Linked DNA regions of Homo sapiens: region 2 is linked to region 1. Evidence: chromatin contacts called from ENCODE Hi-C or POLR2A ChIA-PET data. All regions are on one chromosome and are shown on one strand. Each heading gives the region's core, a stretch centred on a gene start or an enhancer-like site at or near the end of the contact. The rest is flanking DNA. Distances are from core to core; before and after follow the strand shown. Region 1 overlaps ATG5 (autophagy related 5). Region 2 has its middle 32 kb from the start of PRDM1.

Region 1 (7,398 bases), core at 3,096-5,595:
CAGTAGTGCCATCTCGGCTCACTGCAACCTCCCTCTCCTGGGTTCAAATGATTCTCATGCCTCAGCTTCCCAAGTAACTAGGATTATAGGCATGTGCCATCATGCTCGGTTAATTTTTAGATTTTTAGTAGAGACAGGGTTTCGCTATGTTGGCCAGGCTGGTCTCAAACTCCTGACCTTAAGTGATCTGCCCGCCTCGGCCTTCCAAAATGCCCGGATTACAGGCATGAGCTACTCCACCCAGCCTGTTTACTTTTAAATCAAACTCTAATGTTTGACATACTTCCTAAAGTTAGAGAAATTTCATGTAAAGAATACAGTATTTTTTCTTTATAGACCTGTTTAAATTGGAAAAGACTTGTGAGCACTAGAGCGTAAGTTGTTTTCTAGTGTTTCTAATCAAATTGAAAATGGCAAGAGTGTTTACAGTAACTGTAGGAGAAAGAGGATTGTCTTGTCTTATAGGTAATTGGTTTTTTCTTGAATTCTTCCTAATTCTTCACCCAGAGAAACCTCTTATACAGTCATGATTTGTGTTTTTGAAGACTGTTGGGTGACTGGCATATAATAAACATAAAACAAAAAACTGGAATTTAAAACCATATGGCACAATCCAAATTTTGCTATTTAAATATGTACATGCTTAAGTGTAAGTTAATACGTACAAGGAAGAAAATATATAAAACATCAGTGATGGCTAGTCTTAGAATTACAGATGAGGATTTTAGTGCCAATATAGCTGTAGTTCAGATAATATGTCCCTTGCTGTCAATTAAGCTTGAACATATTTTTAATATTAATAGTACATATATTCCTCTTTTCTGCATTTTGATTTGTTGCCTCTGTGCATAATCTTTCCGCCTATATCCTATATGTTTATCACTGAGCATTATGTTTTATTTTTCAGAGAATATTGGTAAGGAAATTTGTAGAAACTAGATAACTTTTCAATTTGTATTTTTTCGTTTATGTTCATTTAAACTGTTGCTTTTCATTTAGATTATCCAGTATAAAAACACATATACTCATTTGGATTGCTATTTTGTGACTTGTTTCTAGAGGAAATCATGATTGGACCCATGGTCATCAATGTCATGGACCCTTAACATTAGGCAGCGATCCGTTTATGTATCCTTAGTCAGGTGTCTGCCCTATTCCACTATGACTATGTCTCTGAGCCCTGACCTCTTCCTTCACTCTGAACAGGTGACCTCACTTCCTCTTTCATGAAGAAAAGAGAAATGATATGATAGGTGTGATAGGACCTCCCTTAACTTTCTGTCACCAAATCTGCAAAACCTATCTGCATCCCACACATTTACTTCTCTTTCCCTCCTGTTATAATGGAAGAAGTATTCTTCCTTCTAGGCAAGGCCCAGCCCTCTATCTTCTGCCTTCTCAGGAAGCTGGTGGTATCTGATCTTCTCCCACCTCCACCTCTGCCTTCTCTGTTTATTTTACTTTCAACTTCTTATCTGCTGGCTCCTTCACAGTTTTTAGTGTTGTCATAAATCCTTCCTATCCTGAAACAACAACCTTCTGTTGACCCCATCTCTCAACTTTGGCTTTTCCTCCATGGCTAGACTTCTTAAAAAGGTTGCTTATAGTCATTCTCTGCCTTCCACCTCCTACCAGTTAGTTTTCTGTAATCACATTTTCATACTATTCCAAGAAAACTGTTCTTGCCAAAGTCACTAATGGTATTTTTTTAGCCAAGCTCAGAGTCTGTTTGTTAATTTTCATTTGCTTTATCTCAGCAGTGTTTGATGTTGTTGGTTGCTTCTCCCATCTTGTGGCATTGTCCTGTTAGCCCTGCAGTGCTCAGTATCCTTGGTTTTGCTTTTGCCTGTCTGGTTTTTATGTGTGTGTGTGTGTGTGTGTGTGTGTGTGTGTGTGTAGTCTTTTTTGCCAGATCTTTCTCCTTTGTTTATTCCTTAATATTGGTATTTCTTAGGGCTCTGCTTTCTTTTTTTTCACTTCACTTTTTACCCCCTGGAGTTCTTGTCCATTTTTATGTCTTTGTCAAGCATTTATATCTTGACAATTCCCAATATTTTTCTCCAGAGCTCCAAACCTATATATTTGTCTGCTGGAGATCCTCACTTAGATGTCTTATAGGAGCTCAAACTATGTATGTTAGAAACTGGACTCATCAGCTTTCCCCCCAAAAAAATCTGGTCCTCTGCATTATTTTATTCCCTTCCTGTTTTGGCAAGAAGAACTACTCTTACTTGAAACCTGGGACTCATCGTTTGGTGCTTCCTTCCTTCTCTCTTATCCCAGATAGTCGGTAACTTACTCCAGAGACCTCAGTGTCTCTCAGACTTATCTGATCCCTTTCATCCCCCACTGCTACAGCCTAGACCAGACTACTGCTTAAAAACTGATCAGGCCAGGCACAGTGGCTCACGCCTGTAATCCCAGCACTTTGGGAGGCCAAGGTGGGTGGATCACCTGAGGTCAGGAGTTTGAGACCAGCCTGGCCAACATGGTGAAACCCATCTCTACTAAAAATACAAAAAATTAGCCCGGTGTGGTGGTGGACACCTGTAATCCCAGCTACCTGGGAGACTGAGGCAGGAGAATCACTTGAACCTGGGAGGTAGACGTTGCAGTGAGCCGAGATCTTGCCTTTGTACTCCAGCCTGGGTGAGAAGAGTGAAACTCCATCTCAAAAAAAAAAAAAAAGAAGGAGATCAAATTGCACAGTAGTAACCAGTTTCCTGCTTTTAGTTTTCCCTTCTTTCCATTTTCTAGTCTGCAGTTGGAGTGATCTTTTCAAATCACATGTCTGATCTTGTCACTTGCTTGCTTAAAACCTTTGTGGCTTTTCATCATTTTTAGGATCTTTCATTTAGTTTACAAGGTTCTCGATAATCTGGCTCCTGGCTTCCTCAGCACTATTCTGTCTTAACTCTGTACCTTCCTATCATATTCAGCATCTTAGACTTCACTCAAATGTGCCCATCTTTGTTTCTTTGTATTCATTCCATGCCTTTTGTCTTGCAGTGTCCCCTGTTTGGAAAAGGCAGAGGTATCTCCCATACCTACACACACCCAGACTTCCACACTCACCCATGTTCATTTCACTCCTATTTGTCTTTTGACTCTTTGCCTTAAGATACACTTCGTGTCAAGGCCTCCCGTGAAACTCAAGATCAGGTTAAATTCCTTTGCTACTTGCTCTTATAACATTCTTTACTTCCTCCCTGCATTAATCACATTTGTAATTTTGTTTTTTTGTATCTTTTTTGCTGTCTAACCTGTATGCTGTATAAGGGGAAGGACTCTTCTGTCTCTTTCAATGTTGTATCCTCATTGCCTAGTATGATGCTTTACACATTGGAGTGGAACAGAATTCTAGTATGTTTTACTTCTATTTTTGTCCTAGAAAGGTCTCTAATTTTAAAATTGAAAATTGTTGGACAGAATTGGACTTGGCATAAAGAATTAAAATTATGGGCAACTTTTTTGGAAACATAAGTATTCCATATAATTGCATAAAATATGTATTCTTTTAAGCTGTATAGATAAAAATGAATCACTTGTATCAGAGTCATGGAATACTTTATACTAGGGCTAAATGAGGAATAAGAGAATGATAGTTTCCATTGTAGCTGACAGTATTTCCAAATGTGGTTAATCTTATTCAAAGTAAAAGAACTAAAAGAACATTGAAGACATATGTTAAGTGAAATAAACCAGGCACTAAAGGACAAATATTATATGGTTCCACTTAAATAAGGTACCTAGAGTAGTCAAATTCATAGAGATAGAAAGTAAAATGGTGGTTACTGGGAGCTGGGGAAGCAGGGAATGGGGAGCTACTGTTTAATACGTACAGTTTCCATTTAGCATGATGAAAAAGTTCTGGAGATGGATAGTGAATGTATTTAGTATTACTAAACTGTACACTTAAAAATGGTTTAAATGGTAAATTTTATACTAGGTATATTTTACCACATTGAAAAAAAAAGAACTTAAACCAATGAAATACACCTAAGAAAAACAATGAGTAGTATATATAGTCTGCAGGTAAAAGACAAGAAGATGATGTCTTTTCATTGTTGTTTTCATTTTTATTTGTTTAAATATTTCCTAGGTAAATTGTATCTATATGTACTATAGAATAGTCATTCTTAAATCTTAGAGTGATTTCTTAGTGTTTCTATGGATATATTAGTTAAAGATTACTCCCACAGGCCAAACGGAACAGAAAATTGCAGCTACATTTCAGTGTGGATTCTGCCTTAAAAATGAGTATTCTTTTAAAATTACAGTTGTTGGCTCTGCCTCACTTAACCATTGGCATCTCTGACTCATTCAGCAAATATTTATTGTGTGCCTCCTTTAAAGCAGGCACTATTTTGGGCAGTGGAAATGTAGCATTGAACAAAACAGACAAAAATTCCTGTCTTAATTGAGGTTATAGTCTAATGTTCTTTTTTCCTTATTGTAAAAAATATTTTATTTCATAAAAATCATTTGTGAGTTCTTTAGCAATTTTGAGTGAAGCCAAGGCATGTAATACAACACTCTCCAAAATCAGGAGCTGATATATCCATACCCATTAGCTGTGGTGTTTCTTCCCTCCTACTGTCTCCATAAGTTAATATTGTTTTCTACAGAATAGATTACTATGTAATGCCCATTAATCATTTTTAAATTAAAGTTCAAGGTTTGCTAAAAGAGACCTTATTAGACTAATAGATTATACTTACATATTTTTGAAAACAGCTAGTTTGCGACGCTGTTTTGCTTTTTTAAAGAGACTTTAATGTCACATCTGTATTTGTCATTTCTGAAAGACTACACTGAATCTTTTCTCTGCCATTTATTTAAGAATAGCATGATATTGGCAAGTTATTTAAAACAGGGGCGATAATACTTCCTGTGGGGGAAAAACTGCTTTTTCTTATATTAAATAGTAAGAATTCCTTTTTCTTTCTTCACTAATCACAGTTATTTCTTTATAAAAGAATAACTTATATTCTGTTGAATGCATAATACTATTCAGCAGCTTGTTCATAGTATTTAGTTCCTTGTATTCCATACTGGAGCATGCCAACTATCTCCCTCCCATACCCCTGTATTCTGTAGCCCCTAGGATCAATGTCACGTTCTCCTACCTAGTTGGTTGGTACCTATTATCTTGGACTCCCATGATTAAATATAAATTCCTTCAACCAGAATATCTCTTTCTGTATATATTTGTCAGCTTAGTAGTTCTACTTGATTTATTAGTCAAAAGATATCACCTTGAATAAAAAGCATGAAAGATGATGCGGTTATAAAAGCAGCCAAAAGAATAACAAAGCAGTTTTATCAGCAAAAGAAATCAGACACTTAGGAAAGCAAGAAATGGCTAGAGTGTCTACTGCAAAGGAGGAAAACCATAAATTTTTGCCAAGCTCCTTCTTTTATCTACTTGTCGGTTCTTTATATAAATCATAATTGATTTTCCAAAACACTCCTGTTTTATTTTTGGGTACCTTTTCTGGGGAAAAAACACTGACCAGGTTCTTCATACTGTTTTTTTTTGAGGCTTTACCTAGCTCAGCATTCTCTCTCAGCCTTCAAAACATGATGGACTGGTTGAGAAGATTTGATTGATAAGTCAAAGTATACTTTAGAACTTGAGTTGATTATCTTCTTAGAACAGTTTAATTGACTCAGATGAATCATTTTAATTTTTAAGTTAAATTTTATAGAACCAATAAGTATCCTAAATAGTATGACATCTAATTACATTTTTATTTAGTGTTATAGGAAGATTGTAGATAGATTTGTGTTGATCATTCTGGGCATTTATGTGGTAAGCTGTGCTTAAAGTAATGGCCCCATAAGAAATATTAAAACATCTTAACCTTTAACCTTTGATCTTCTATAAAAAGCAGTAGACTTTGTGTGGGATATTCAAAATAATGCAAAGAACACGGCTGTTTTTCCTTAAAATTCAAAAACCTACTTAGTATTTTTTAAAAATAATAACTAGTAAATAAATACGGTTTTACAAATTTTCATTTCAGTTGCTTTTGCCAAGAGTAAGTTATTTGACGTTGGTAACTGACAAAGTGAAAAAGCACTTTCAGAAGGTTATGAGACAAGAAGACATTAGTGAGATATGGTTTGAATATGAAGGCACACCACTGAAATGGTGAGTGAATTTTTCTGCATTATTAAGCATTAAGTATATACTAGCTTTAAAAAGGTATAGTGCCCTGAAACAATTGTAAAAAAAGTCCTGCGAGGATAGAAGTCATTAGTCTAGCTCATACAATATGTGAAGTTTAGACTATTACTAGAATACGTTATTGAAAATATTTCTGCCTTCTGTTTGGATGCATGGATGACTGGACAGATTCATATATTTTTAGCAATAGATTTTTATATGGTACAATAAGAATATATTTGGTTATGGGCTATTTTCAGATATATTTAAAACTCCCTTATGAAAAGTCATCTCTTGACATTATTCAATTTTATTTCTGACACCAAAATATTTATAACATCTTTATATACATGATTACCTTAAGTGGCATTGTTCAAACTGATTGCCATATTTAGTTGACCACTGTGCCAGAAACACATCTTAACTAGGCTTGGTTTAGAGTATTTAAAATATATTGATTTCCTTTTTACGTGAAAAATAAATTTGATGTTTTGCATTTTTAAGAAGGGTATTGAACTGATAAGAACAGATACTACACGAATCCCAGCACTTTGGGAGGCCGAGGCTGGCGGATCACCTGGGGCCAGGAGTTCGAGACCAGCCTGACCAACATGGAGAAACCCCATCTCTACTAAAAATACAAAATTAGTTGGGCGTGGTGGCACATGCCTGTAATCCGGGCTATTTGGGAGGCTGAGGCAGGAGAAATGCTTGAACCTGGGAGGTGGAGGTTGCGGTGAGCTATCACAACATTCCACTCCAGCCTGGGCAATAAGAGTGAAACTCTGTCTCAAAAAAAAAAAAAAAAAAAAAGGGTATTGAAATCAAATCCTAAACCTGTGCTTATCCATGTACTAATGATGTTTTTTGGTGCTTCCTCTGTTATTGGGAGTTTTGTTCATTGTGCTTCCAAAAATATTTAATGAAACTGGAAATTACAGAGAGAAGAATGTAAAAAAAAAATAGTTGAAGGTATGCTGGATGTTAATGTTGAAATGCTATCATTTGGATACAGTTGAATGAAAAAAATACAGGCTAAGACAGATTTAAATGAAACATGAAAAATACAAATTGGTTAAAAATGGACTTGCTCTCTGAATCGGGGAATATTAAAATGAAGAGTTTTTGAAAGAGCTTTAGGACAGATGAAAGGAAGCTACTTAGGTGTTTAATAAATGCAGCTGATGTGAATCAAAGGACTATTTATTAGCAAGGAGAGAAATTTT
Region 2 (7,398 bases), core at 3,196-5,695, 190 kb after region 1:
TATGGTTCTGGGAATGCACTCTTTTGATATAAAATAATGGCTAGCCTGAAATGGTTTTGTGCATCCTCATGAGATGCTAGGATGGTTGAATGCAAAGCCTAAGACATCTCAGCAGAGAGTGTTTTATACAATGTTAAAAAAAAAAAAAACTTAGAGTTTTTTTGGTTTGTGATCTCATCCAGAAACTCATGTTTCTGAAGATGTACCTGAAAATGATACTGTAGTTCTATTGCAAGGAACAGACAATCTACTCCTAAACTCTCATTGATTGGTTGAATGATATTTTTTTGAGACAGAGTCATGCTCTGTTACCCAGGCTGGAGTGCAGTGGTGTGATCTCAGCTCATTGCAACCTCTGTCTCTGGGGTTCAGGTGATTCTCCTGCCTCCGTCTCTTGAGTAGCTGGGACTACGGGTGTGCACCACCATGCCCAGCTAATTTTTGTATTTTTAGTAGAGACGGGGTTTTGTCATGTTGGCCAGGCAGGTCTCGAACTCCTGACCTCAAGTGATCTGCCCACCTCAGCCTCCCAAAGTGTTGGGATTATAGGCGTGAGCCACTGTGCCCAGCCCTCACTGATTTATAATAACTCGTATTTTCATTGTGGGGCATAGTCATGTTCAACAATGATTTTTGTTGTTGAAACTCCGTTCTGGCAATGCTCTTGGGGGCTAGTACAAATATAATAAGTAGAATGTGAGTTTTCTATTAGATATCGGAACTCAAATATTGTCAGTATACACTGCTGTTACTTAAATAACCTTATTAAACCAAAGGTGAATATATGTGAAGGATCCCCAAACACTCATCAAATTAAATGCTACAAAATAAAGGCTGGGTATTAGTATTTCTAATTCAGTGATCCATCTTAGCAGATATTAATAGAACCAATTTATTTAAAAGAGACCAATAACATTAATCAGATTGTACATTGCTCTCTCCTTCATGAAGCAAGTATTTCTTTGAGGTCAAGGTCCTGGTCATATTTGGACCTGGCCTTCAGGCCCAGCTTGGCCCATGTTTGAAGTATAATAGGCAGGTAATAAATGTTCATAGAATGAATGAATGAATCAGTAAAAATGCAGGACTTACCTTTCATGAATACAATGGAAAACCTACAACTTGAGAACAAAAAATGTTAAAAATCTCAGGATTCATGTATTGACTCAACCTATTTGATGAAAGGGATTTAAAAGTAAGAGGGACAGTAGGAAGGATTTTGTAAGCACTTTTTTCTTGTAAGGAATGGGTCAAAAGAACACAAGACTATGGGAATTACGTTTCGTGAATCCTCCACAAACCTACCTTCATAGCTAGTACATAATAAGCTGTAGGTTGCAGAATAGGTTTAAAACCATATTTCTCTTTAAATATCTGTGTATTTTATGGCCTAAGGCTGCTCTGCTGAGGTGGAGTGAGTATTGACCACAGCATATGAAGGTCACAGTCCTCATCACAGTTCCTACGTGTGTGATGTCAAGCAAGTTCCTTAAAGATGTTAACTGTGGATTATTTTGTATGAGCACTGGGTTAAGGTTTTTTCCTGCATTATCTAATTTATTTGACCTCGCAGGGCCTCAGTTTTCTTGTATACGAAATGGAAATAATAAAGTTATCTCGGAGGGTATTTGTGAGGATAAAATGAGACAGTGACCAACAGACCATAGTAACTTATACAGCATAAATCAAATGAGAAGCATTATTTTCATAATTATTGCTGTATTACAGAAATAGCAAAAGCAGTATTTAATGTTCATTTTAACTTTCTGTTTCTTCTACTGGAACAATGAATTTTCAATGAACACTATAGAGAAAAAATAGACATGACTCACGAATCACATGTTCTTTGGAACCTCAATCTCTTGCGCTCTTCATTTATCTCATGAAGGAAATGAACCAAAGAAGGAAAAGTCAAGACAAGGGTGAGAGAAGACAAAAATTGCTTTAAGAAGAGCCCAGCTAATTTCCAGAAAGCTGCTTATTTGCAAATAGTATGGTCAAATTGTTCTATGTGTTTTAAAGGGCCTGTAAGATGACTGGAGTGTGATTTGTAGTCTATTCCTGTATTTTATCTCCCTAGCATTTCTATTCTCTTAGGAGTTTCAGAGTAAGAAGTACATTGTAAAAGCCTGGAAGCTTTGTTTTGGGCGGGACTATGATCTATTGAAAAGCAAACCAACTTCATTCTAGGCCTTGAAGCTTGACAGTGTCATTTACAGAGTGACACAGTCACGCTATAAATGACCAGAGACATTCCAGAGTTCATGACTGTTGTTTAACAACAACACTTCAAGGGTGGCTGCAGGCACGAGGCACAACACGCCCGCCCTAGTGCGGTGAATGTGGGGGAACCACTCCCCACTGGAATGTGGCATTGCTCAAAGGCAGCTGGGCCTTCCTCTCTATCCCCACCGACCTGGACAGACTGGAGGGACGACTCTATTTTCAGGGAATGACAAATTGATTGTGCTGATTGGGTGAGAGTACTTACCTGCCTCCTGCTCTGCTTCCAAGGACAACCTGCGGGGAAGGTTTGTTTTCAAGTGACTTGTATAAGGAAGCATTGCAGAGCAATGAGAACCCAAACACCTTGCTACCAAAGAGGACTTCAGCCAAGCCTTGACTAGACAATTCAGGTTGAGGAGCCTTCTATTCCCCATGTTCCTAAAGCCAACAAGTTACTGGAGGGGACATTCCATTCCACTGACAGAAAGAAGGAGACAAGATGGCAGCTCTAAATTACATGTGCAATAGCCCAGGAGGCTTGTAAACATTTAAGGAGTTGATTGTTATTTTCATTCCTGACTGGTTTGGTGGTGCAAATAACAACTCCATAAATTGCTGAAGCCCAGCCAGAGTGCTGAGGACATGCATTTGTGATCATGACCCATAGTGAGTGATGAATATTCATGGCAGAGTGAATCTGAACTGCTCCTGAAGCAGGTCAGCTGGTGTGTGAACTCAAAACAGGTCTTGGTATGGAAATCAAGTTTGTAGACTTAACCGAAGAAAAGTACTCATGGTTAACAGCACGATCAAGAAATGTCACTACCCAGGAGCTGAGGGGGAGGGGAGCAGGGAGCTGTTGTTCCATGGGTATACAGTTTCAGTTTTGCAAGATGAAAAAGCTCTAGAGATCTGTTGCACAATGTGCCTATAGCTAATACTACCATACACTATCTGCACAGTGATTCCGATGGTAAATGTAGGTTCTATCTTTTATCACAATAAAAAAGAGAATAGAATGTCTCTATAGCATCTACTCTAAAAGAGCTCAAACCGAATATATAGCTGTGTTCCTATTCCCTACTTCTGCTTCCAATCCACCTCCAGGTAATTTCTGTGCCAGGAAGGCAGGTAAAAGCTATTCTCAGGCCACACAGAGGTCACTGTGGCCACTCTTTGGGCTTTCCAGAAACTCGGAGCTCTTGAAGTAAATTGTTTTCTTTTGTTTAATGATCTGTTCCAAGCTTGTCCAACTTGTGACCCGCAGGCCACATGCAGCCCAGGATGGCTTTGAAGGTGCCCAACACAAATTCGTAAACTTTCTTAAAACATTATGATTTTTTTTTTTTGAGACAGAGTCTTGCTCTGTTGCCCAGGCTAGTGTGCAGTGGTGTGATCTCGGCTCACTGCAGACTCTGCCACCCGGGTTCAAGCGATTGTTCTGCCTCAGCCTCCCAAGTAGCTGCGATTACAGGCGCCTGCCACTGCGCCCGGCTAATTTTTGTATTTTTTAGTAGAGATGGGGTTTCACCATCTTGGCCAGGCTGGTCTTGAACTCCTGACATCATGATCCACCCACCTTGGCCCCCCAAAGTGCTGGGATTATAGGCATGAGCCACCACGCCCAGCCAACTTTATGAGATTTTTTTGCGACTATTTTTTAAGCGCGTCAGCTGTCGTTAGTGTTGGTGTATTTTATGTGTGGCCCAGGACAATTCTCCTCCTTCCCTTGTGGCCCAGGGTAGCCAAAAGATTGGAGACCCCTAGCTATTCCCTCAGCAACCCAACATAACCAGGGACATAGTGAATAACCAAAAAGATATACTTTGCCACTCTGAGGATTGGAAAGTCTAGCCGGGGTGGGTATATTGCCTGGGCCAGAAAGGCAAGCTTGATGACCTCTCCTCTCTTCTTCCCTCTCCACCCGGACCCCCTGCTGGCTCCCAACACCTTCTACCCCCATAGGCACCATCCAAAGGGACTTTCCCTCTCTAACCACCAGGGTCTCCAGTGGTGAGCAAAGATGATGACAAAAGACATGATGTGGTTTCTGCTAAGTTAGAAGCACAAGAAGAACTTTCAAACGGCCCTTAGAAGGGAGAAAAACCCAAGTGCGGAAGGAAGTCTGTCAACCTTCAGCTACAGACTTTACCCTGCCTTTTTTTTTTTTTAATCTTGCAGACGTACATGACTCTCTTTAGGAGAAGCCCGCCACGTGCCCAGTGGCCCTCAGCAGAACTCACAGAGAGAAGGGGTTGAAAGTCCCTACTAGCAAAGTTCATTTCCAGCCCATCACCTTGAAATGCTCACGTCTCCGATGTGAACAAGATTCAGATCTGAATTTAAGGGACGCTTCTCTCATTTCTAAGTTATATAGTTAGTTTTAGAAGATTCCTGTCTTCCTTCCTTTTCTTTCTTTTCAGCCAATCCTTTTAAGAGCACATAATTCTTCAGGCTATAGATGAGCTATAATATATTATGTTATTACCCTCCATTTGGAGGAAGGGTTGAAACAGCTGTAATCTATCTAAGATGGGCTGAATGGTTTGCTTTGGATAATGTAATTTTCAGTCTGGAATCCACGTGTAGGTCAAAACTAGAGGAGACAAAAATGACCAATTTGAAGCAATCAGACTATAAATCTTCCAGAGTTTCTGTTGGTTGCAAAAGCTGTTTAACAGGTGGGCATATTGAAAATTTTCAGATAATTCTTAGAGGAATTGTGCCTTGTGGGATTACATTGCCTTGGAACACAAAGGTAGACCTGACTGTTCTTTTTCAGCTTTCATCTCTGCCTCCAGGTACATTGGTTAACTATGCATGGGCAATATTTAAAACAAAGAACATACCTCCTTAAGCTCAGAAGCAACACAGGTTTTTTTGTGTGCACTTGAAGTAGAAAATATGTCCATTTATACATTTCCTTTCCTTTGCAGAAAACACAACCCTCCATGTCTTTAAAGTGGAATGAACTTTAAAGCCGGTTTATCCAAAATAGCATGTGAATTTTTGCAACTGCTCAATGCCCCCCTACCTGAGGATCACGGTGCTCTCTAGGTGCAGTTACCAGGACTCTGAGGCACACTCTGATGGGATAGGGTTAGTTCTGTGCCTCAGTTTCCTCTTTGGAACACTGTTGGCCTGAGGCTGCTGGAGAACTGCTGACGCCTGACACCCACCTTTCTGCTAAAGCACCGGAAATGTCACCTTACTCTGGCACTTCACAGGGGAACTGGCCACCCCCAGAGAGATGGAAACCTTTTAGTAAAGTGGGTATCTGGAATGAGCTCAGCTTTAGAGACAGGAACGGTTCTGTGGAGTTAGAAGTGAGATGGATTCAGAGTAATGGTAGGCCATAGTAAGCCATGATTCTCCAAGACTCCTTATCGCCTCCTTCCTTACTGAAATGTCTGCAGAACTAGTTAAGAGTCAAGCTCCTGACAAGGCAGAAGACAGTCATTTAATGCTGTAAGACTCTGCTGCTTTGGCAAGCTTGCCCTACACACAAACAATGCCAGTGGCTCACTTGGCCCCTGCCCAGCTCAGCAATAGGAGCATTGTCTAATCTGCCAGAGTCAGGAAGCCGGGATGTAGTTTCCAGTTCCAGCATGAACTTGTTAGGTGGCTTGGGCATATTCCTTGACTTTCCATACCTGAATTTTCTTATTTCTGGGATGGAGATACTCAAAGACCAATCTTTTCTACCTCTTTTATGAACAAACTCAAGGAGGAAAGCACGTTGCCTTAAACCTTCCCATCAGCACAAGGCCAGGGACCTCTTGTAGCAACAGCAAGAAAAGATACCAAGATCCGGCCGGGCACAGTGGCTCAGGCCTGTAATCCCAGCACTTTGGGAGGCCGAGGTAGGCGGATCACTAGATCAAGAGGTCGAGACCATCCTGGCCAACATGGTGAAACCCCGTCTCTACTAAAAATACAAAAATTAGCTGGAGGTGGTAGTGGGCGCCTGTAGTCCCAGCCACTCGAGAGGCTGAGGCAGGAGAATTGCTTGAACCCAGGAGGCGGGGTTTGCAGTGAGCCGATATCGTGCCACTGCATTCCAGCCTGGTGACAGAGTGAGATTCCATCTCAAAAAAAAAAAAAAAAAAGATACCAAGATCTGCATGGCCCTTTGAGGAAAACCTCAGCCGCCTTGGCCAGATGTACAGAACTATAGTCTTACCCTGGTTATTAAAAATGAAACAGATTTATCAAAATTGGACCTCGTTCTTTGATTATGCATCCAGCTGTGTGCATGAGTTAACTGCTTTCTGGGTCATCGGGGTCAAATGTTCCCTTGGCCTGGCTTCCCCAACCTTAGAACCCTGGAGGACCACCTGCCTGCCTGCATCTGTCACCGAGAAGAGGGTGTGCTCAGGGAGGGTGAATGCTTACCAATAAAGTGCCCAGGAAGCACTCCCACACAAATTACTGGGAATCTGTGGCCACCCATTTCCCGCCTCTTTTCCGTTGAAGCATATAACCAAAAGCTAGCTGCTTGGGGGCAGTTCTAATATAAAAGTGGGTTTTGCACTTGCAATGAGAAGGACAGCAAGCCTGCAGCTTTGGAAACAGCGTGTGCCATTTGGTACCAGCCATTCTTCATGAGGATTGACTTCTCTTACGGCAGGTGTCCGGCACTTCCACTATTCAGCCTCTTCCTGAAGGAGGAGGAAGTCGGTCACACTGGTGGAACTGGTCCACTTCCTAGGGCTCCCCGTGCTTCCCCAAGTATGCCAAGGGGTGGAGGGAAGCTTGCTATGGTTGGCGTCTCATTTGCTAAGCCTGAGCCCGGATGTGTTCCTAAGAAGGGCAATCTGTTGGCTCTCAGCACGGAAGAGACTTGTCCAACGGGCCATACCATGTCCCTGTGGGAACGCACCTCCAGGAATGACCAGGGGCACTGAGTGTGAAATCACACTGTCATTTTCAGGAAAAAGCAGGGGCAGGCAGAGGCTTCTCCTTCTCTCAGGTTTGCTTGCCTTCCCCTCGCCCTTACCCCTTGGTCTCTGTGTGTCCTCTGGAGGATATCACCTGCTTTGGAGTGTCAGCAGGCTAGAGAGATGACCAAGTCAGGTTTTTTGTGTTCAAGGCGGTAAAATGGCCCACATGCGACGGTGATGGAGGGTAATCACAATGAAACTGAACACTCAAGTAGAAAACGGTGTCCGC

Evidence for each region. Hi-C counts contacts between places; a loop is a spot of excess contacts on that map. ChIA-PET counts read pairs that join two places held with the same protein, here RNA polymerase II (POLR2A). Pooled maps may share reads with other maps.
Region 2: a loop to region 1 is called in a map of posterior vena cava, with 4 times the contacts of the local background. The contact joins two enhancer-like sites. A Hi-C loop is called at or near these places in 3 of 168 maps with a recorded cell type or tissue (GM11168, mammary epithelial cell and posterior vena cava), 2 of 37 single-sample maps with no recorded cell type and 3 of 50 pooled maps. POLR2A ChIA-PET finds 5 or more read pairs at or near these places in 2 of 52 experiments (MCF 10A and activated T-cell).

Annotation. Positions count from the first base shown.
Region 1 is chr6:106,307,123-106,314,520 of GRCh38, reverse strand. ATG5 (autophagy related 5) reads left to right here. Exons shown (of 8, transcript NM_004849.4): 3 at 6,030-6,157. Among named protein-coding and RNA genes, the nearest start is that of ATG5, 15 kb to the left of the region's middle. Within about 2 kb of position 4,345, at least 4 of the 41 ENCODE cell types and tissues checked have a DNase peak (open chromatin) inside an H3K27ac peak, as active enhancers do.
Region 2 is chr6:106,114,683-106,122,080 of GRCh38, reverse strand. No RefSeq gene overlaps it. Among named protein-coding and RNA genes, the nearest start is that of PRDM1, 32 kb to the right of the region's middle. Within about 2 kb of position 4,445, at least 4 of the 41 ENCODE cell types and tissues checked have a DNase peak (open chromatin) inside an H3K27ac peak, as active enhancers do.